Linked DNA regions of Homo sapiens: region 2 is linked to region 1. The links are chromatin contacts, found by Hi-C or POLR2A ChIA-PET in ENCODE. All regions are on one chromosome and are shown on one strand. The core of a region is the stretch at or near the end of the contact, and the rest is flanking DNA. Distances in the headings are between cores, read along the strand shown. Region 1 holds the start of SYNJ1 (synaptojanin 1). Region 2 overlaps TMEM50B (transmembrane protein 50B).

Evidence for each region. Hi-C counts contacts between places; a loop is a spot of excess contacts on that map. ChIA-PET counts read pairs that join two places held with the same protein, here RNA polymerase II (POLR2A). Pooled maps may share reads with other maps.
Region 2: a map of PC-3 shows a loop between it and region 1 (9-fold over the local background). The contact joins the enhancer-like site here to the promoter of SYNJ1 in region 1. A Hi-C loop is called at or near these places in 1 of 168 maps with a recorded cell type or tissue (PC-3) and 2 of 50 pooled maps. POLR2A ChIA-PET finds 5 or more read pairs at or near these places in 3 of 52 experiments (HEK293, WTC11 and naive thymus-derived CD4-positive, alpha-beta T cell).

Annotation. Positions count from the first base shown.
Region 1 is chr21:32,726,698-32,729,460 of GRCh38, forward strand. It overlaps SYNJ1 (synaptojanin 1), which reads right to left and starts at 1,316. Exons shown (of 33, transcript NM_203446.3): 1 at 1,249-1,316; 2 at 75-220. The coding sequence starts at 198. PAXBP1-AS1 (PAXBP1 antisense RNA 1) reads left to right here and starts at 1,417. Exons shown (of 4, transcript NR_038879.1): 1 at 1,417-2,763. RefSeq lists enhancers at 522-1,022, 1,023-1,523 and a silencer at 988-1,487.
Region 2 is chr21:33,450,384-33,453,110 of GRCh38, forward strand. It overlaps TMEM50B (transmembrane protein 50B), which reads right to left. Exons shown (of 7, transcript NM_006134.7): 7 at 1-480. The coding sequence ends at 435. Among named protein-coding and RNA genes, the nearest start is that of TMEM50B, 28 kb to the right of the region's middle. Within about 2 kb of position 1,413, at least 2 of the 41 ENCODE cell types and tissues checked have a DNase peak (open chromatin) inside an H3K27ac peak, as active enhancers do; they include PC-3, where a contact is called at or near this core.

The DNA of each region.
Region 1 (2,763 bases), core at 66-2,565:
AAAAATGGTTGCATCTGAATTGTTTCAAATCAAAACAGAGACCATGACAAATTGGGCTCTAACAGATGACTTACAGAGCACAGCGACAGCCCCAGACTCGAACATGAGACATTCTTCCTTATGCCTAGTTTCCACTATGAGGCTGAAAGGTGGGGGATCCAATTTGTGATAGATCCGGAATCCTTTACTGAACGCCATTCTCCTTTCTTCGGAGGCAGCCCTGCGAAAACCAAGCAAAGCAAAGCAAATGAAGCTGATGTTTCCTTCTGCAGCAAGGACTGCAAAGCATCCAAAAGTCCCTCCCCGCCAGGTTTTGATGGGGGGTTGGGGTGGGAAAAAACAGACAGCTCTGGGAGAAAATGGCTTTTTCCAAAAGATAAGTCGTCACTTAATTTTACCAAAAAGCAAGAGGAAAAGCTATCAATTCTCATACCAAGGCAAGACAAGGTTTTAGCACTGTAAGTCAATCAACGGTCTGGTTGAGTTTCCCGTTTAATTTATGCTTACTGAAAGGAAAAATTTTGAGCGTATTTCGTCCGGAGCTGTTTATCAGCTTCCTGCTTCAAGATCTGTCACTACGTTGAAAGGGAACCTATTTGGAAACTTCAAGCAGTTCCTTCGAGGTGAAAGGAGCGGAGGTGGGAGGGAAGGGTGACAAGGCTGGTTCAAAGCTCCTTAGGGGGCAGGAGAAGGAAAAGGATTATCCCACGCGACAGGCTCTCCCGGGGGTGGCGATGAAGGGCAAGGGAAAAGGCACAGGTTACCGCCGCCTCTCCTGCCCCGGGCTACCGCCGGCTGGGGGGACGGCAGGCGGGGCCGATAAATACGAATGGCCACCCGGGAAGAGTCACGACTCGGGGCACCGACCCGACTGGGGCTCCTCGGGGGTCCCGGGCAGTCGACTGCCCGGGAAAGCGGCTCCTTCTCGGAGAGACGGAAGAGCCGAGCAGCCCAAACCCTCCATTTATGCGCCAGAAGAGATACCCCGGCGCCCAGGCGGATTCGGTTCGTTCCCGCGGGCGGGCTGACAGCCGCTGTCACCACAGCCCCCAGCCTGACGCGGCACCCCGCACAACCAGTGGTCTGCTCACAACCCCGCCCGTCCTCCCGCACCCCGGCTGCTCGCGGTCGCCCCTCACCGCTCCCGCTGACGCTGCGGAGGCAGAGACTGGTCTTGGAGGCGTCCGCCCGCCCGGCTGCCCGTGGGTCTGGCCGCAGCAGCTCCCCGCCCCCCGCCGGCTTGCTCACCTCTTCCTCCGGCTCCTCCTCCTCCTTCTCCCGCAGCCGCCGCCACAGCCGCCGGGAGCGTCACTTCCGCTCCAGCAGGCCCATCTCTTCCGCATTGCGCCGCGGCCGGGGGCGGAAGATCCGCCCCGCGCGAGGGAAGGGGCGGGGCATCAGGAGGGAGACCACGCCCACTCTGCGCCGACCGGCTGGGCCTGGCACCCGCGGGCGGCCCCAGCCTCAGTCTCCAGCTACCTTTGCCTCCTGCGGCCGCCCCCAGGCAGAGCTGCGATCCCACCGCCGGGGGTGCAGGGAGAGGGAAGATCTGGCCTCCTTGGTCCTTTTGCGTGGGCTCTTCAGAGCGTGAGCGCCGGGGAGGGACTCCGGAGAAAAGCTTGGGGGGCTGCGTATTGCTGCTCCCCAAGCTGGGCGTCAGGACCAACCCCGCCGCCCCCACGGGCCTGACGGGAGAGGAGGAAGGGCTCGGGACGGTCGGCTCGCCGAGCCAACCAGGTGGCGCCTGAAGAGCTGTCCATGGTGTCGACAGCCCAGCAAACGGCACCGAGTTCCTAGTCTGAGTGTCTGGATAGGTAGCAGAAGAAAAACTAATGCCTGCTCTGGGACAGTTCTGTTCGGTGCCTTTTCTTGTGTGTTCTGGAGCTCACAGGGTTCTATCGAAGAGTGCTTAGGTGTATACGATGGAGAGTGGGACGTCACAAACCAGGATCTCAAGGCTGAGTCCAACAAAACATGGCCGTAGGGAGGCCACGACAGCTGTGGTTGTCACCGACGGATGAATAGCTTTTGCCAACCGTGGAATTTAGTAACTAAAGGCACCTAACCCTTTTATCTCATCCTCATTTTTCAACAAATGGTGCTTCCTGGCTAATATCAGCGTGTCCCATAGATTTCTGCTTCCATTGAATAGACCTAATAAGAAAGAGAATGAAGTCAAAGCCAACAGGGCAGAAAGAAATTGAAAACCTGAAGAACCCAGCACTCAAACTGTCTCCACTTGCGTTTGCTTTTTCTTTACCTCTTCTCCTTCTGGTTTTCAACAGCCAAAGCAGGATTTAAATTTGGTTATGTTGCAAAAATCATTTCCCTCTTCAGGCCCTGTCATGTGACTTGATTTTTTCGTCCATTTTAGAGAAGCTGTACCCACCCTGGTTTCAGGACACGGAACTAAATTTATTAGAAAAGAAGCCACTTCAAGTCATGAAGGAGAAACACAAAGATTCTTGGATTTAGTTCTAAGAACTAGAGGGGATTTCTATGTCAGTACTGTCTCAGAAAAAACTGTTGATATCAAATGTGTTGCTTGAGAAGTACCTTTTTTTTTTTGAGACGGAGTCTCGCTCTGTCCGCCCAGGCTAGAGTGCAGTGGCGCGATCTCGGCTCACTGCAAGCTCCGCCTCCCGGGTTCACGCCGTTCTCCTGCCTCAGCCTCCCGAGTAGCTGGGATTACAGGTGCCCACCACCACGCCCGGCTAATTTTTGTATTTTTAGTAGAGACAGGGTTTCACCGTGTTAGCCAGG
Region 2 (2,727 bases), core at 163-2,662, 720 kb after region 1:
TGGGGTTTCGCCATGTTGGCCAGGCTGGTCTCAAACACTTGACCTCAAGCAATCGGCCCGCCTCGGCCTCCCAAAGTGCTGGGATTACAGGCATGAGCCACCGTGCCCAGCCAGAGAGACAAGAGTGGTTACTTCTAAAATGACAAGATGATGTAACCCTGGCTCAGGGAGTAGATCAAGTTCTAAATCTCAGGAATAAAAAACTGATACTCATTATCCAATTCATATAGTCTTGTATTATATACATATTAACAGTCTATGCAATGAAAAATAAAGAAATTTCATAAAACTATTTCAAAACTCAGAACATAAAAATGTAAAGAAACAAAACATTTAATGTACAATCTACTCCATTTGGCAATGTGTACTGAGAGATAAAAAACCTATCTACAAACAGAATATAACAAAAGGAAAATGTGACTTAAGAAGTGATCTCAGGTCCATAGCTCTTCGGTTCTTCCAAATTTGTAGATCAGAGTGCTAGAAAGATAGGAAAACAAATCATGAGGAAAAAACCGATGGAACAAGCAACACAGAATTCATTTTCTCAATATGCTTTGACAGGTACTTCACTGATTCCTATCAATTTTAAAAATTAAATTAGACATCATGGCAGTGTTGGTCTTAATTTGCTTATTTTGTAAAGCAGTCTGTTAACTACGATGGCTAAGCATAACTGTATTCTTTCTTAAGGCCTGGGAAGTTATTAACAGGCAACTTGTAAGGAAAAGAGACATTTCTCTATGACTCAGAAACAAAAAAATGAATCAATAAATCAAAAGAAAAAGGGAGAGAGACCATTCTCATAGTGACAGGCATTAGGGCCATTTTATGTCTCCAGGAGCCTACCATATCTAAATTACAGTAACTGAAGCACCCTACAACAGACCATGCTGCAATTCTTCATTCCTTCAACAAATAATTATTGTGCACTGAAAAGTGGCTACGTACCAAGCACCTAAGTGCTGGGGTGAGACTGAGTCCAGACAAACTTGCTCCCTAATGGAGCTAAGGGTCTAATAAGGAGACAATCAAATAAATATAAAATTCCACCTATAAAAAAATGCTATAAATGAGAGGTGCACAGTATCCTCAGAGTGAAACATAAGGATCAGACCTAGTTAGAGAGGTCAGGAAAGGTTTTCCTGAGGAGTGGTGACTGAATTGAGATCCAAAAGAAGAGGGGGAATTATCTCGGCAAAGTGAGAGAGGATAAGGAGGCGGGAGCAGAGAGATGGGACACTCCAGGGCCATGAGTTGAGCTGTGGGCATACTAAATGTTTTGGATTTGAAATGTCAGCAACCCAAGAAGGGATGTGAAGTAGGAATCTGGATATACGGTTTAGGCCTGGAAAGGGACATCTGTGACTCACTGGCATATAAGCAATAATTGGAGTCCTAAGTACACATGAGTTCACCCAGGGACAGAAAAATAACAAGGAGTTTCTTAAGGCCAAGAACAGCTTTAAGAGACTTCAAAAGGTAGTAGGCAGGGAGTGGAGGATCAGCTTGCAAGGAAAACAGAGGAGTGACCAGAGATGTAAATAAAAGAGGTTGTACCCCAGAGCTTAGAACAGGTCCAGCACACAGGAAGCATACAGGCTGCCTGATAACTTGCCAGCCTCTGGGCAGAGCACATAGATGACACAGCTGTCAACTATGTCCACCTGAGCATACAAGGTTTCTGTTCATCCAATTGTCATTTAAGTGGATTCATCTACCACCACAAAGTGTTGAATCTGAACTTAATCTCTAAAGACTGCCTAAAATGTCTTCATAACAACTTACCATATCCCCAGAAGGCTGTCAGTCACATGTCTTTGACATATAAGACAGCAGAAACTGCCAAACATCTTTCAAAACCAGGAGTGTCAAGGCCACAAGGCGAAATCCAGGTAGAGCATGGTGGTCTGAGAGTGGAGGGAGACCACATGGCTAGAGTTTGCCATGCAGCGTACAGACAGCCACACAGAGGGAACGCAGGAGATCTGCAGGGGGTGCTCCTTCAGTCTGTGGCTGAGTACTGAAGAGTCTATACATAAGAGGAAACTACCCAAGGGAAGGAAAGAACCACTGGAAAGAACATGTCCCAGAGCTACCACAAGGCTGGAAGAGAGTTCATACTCTCACAAGTCGAGTAGAGAAACCTCGGAATACATGAAGCATCAGAGAGTGGAAACACTCAAAGGGTATGACTGCCTTAGTAGGGGGACAAATCAGTCCTGGGCTACAGCTGCTCTGGTCCTGCCTATAACAAAGCTTAAGAGACATAAAAGGATCAAATTGTTTCTGATTGTTTCTGAGTCACCTAACTGCATCCCAAAACAAAGCTTAAAAACATTTAAAGGACTAGCAAAGATCCAGTCCCAACAAATTGTATGCAAAGCACCAAATAAGGGAAAATAGGTCCAAAATGAAGAGTAAACAGAAGCAGAAAAAATCAGTAGAAGCAGATGCAGAAATGACACAGACAATTGGACAAGGACCCTGAGATAGCTATAAATATACTCTGTGTGTTCAAGGTGGAAGAGGGCATGAGCATGTTAAGGGAAGACATCAGAAATATTTTTAAAGACCCAATCAAGCTTCTAGAGAGAGAAAATACAATGTCTGAGATGAAAAAATCATTGGATGGCATAGATTAGACATTGCAGAAGTAGAGATTAATTTATTTAATTCTTCAAAGTGACAATAGAGAGATTAATTTTATTTATTTATGTATTTATT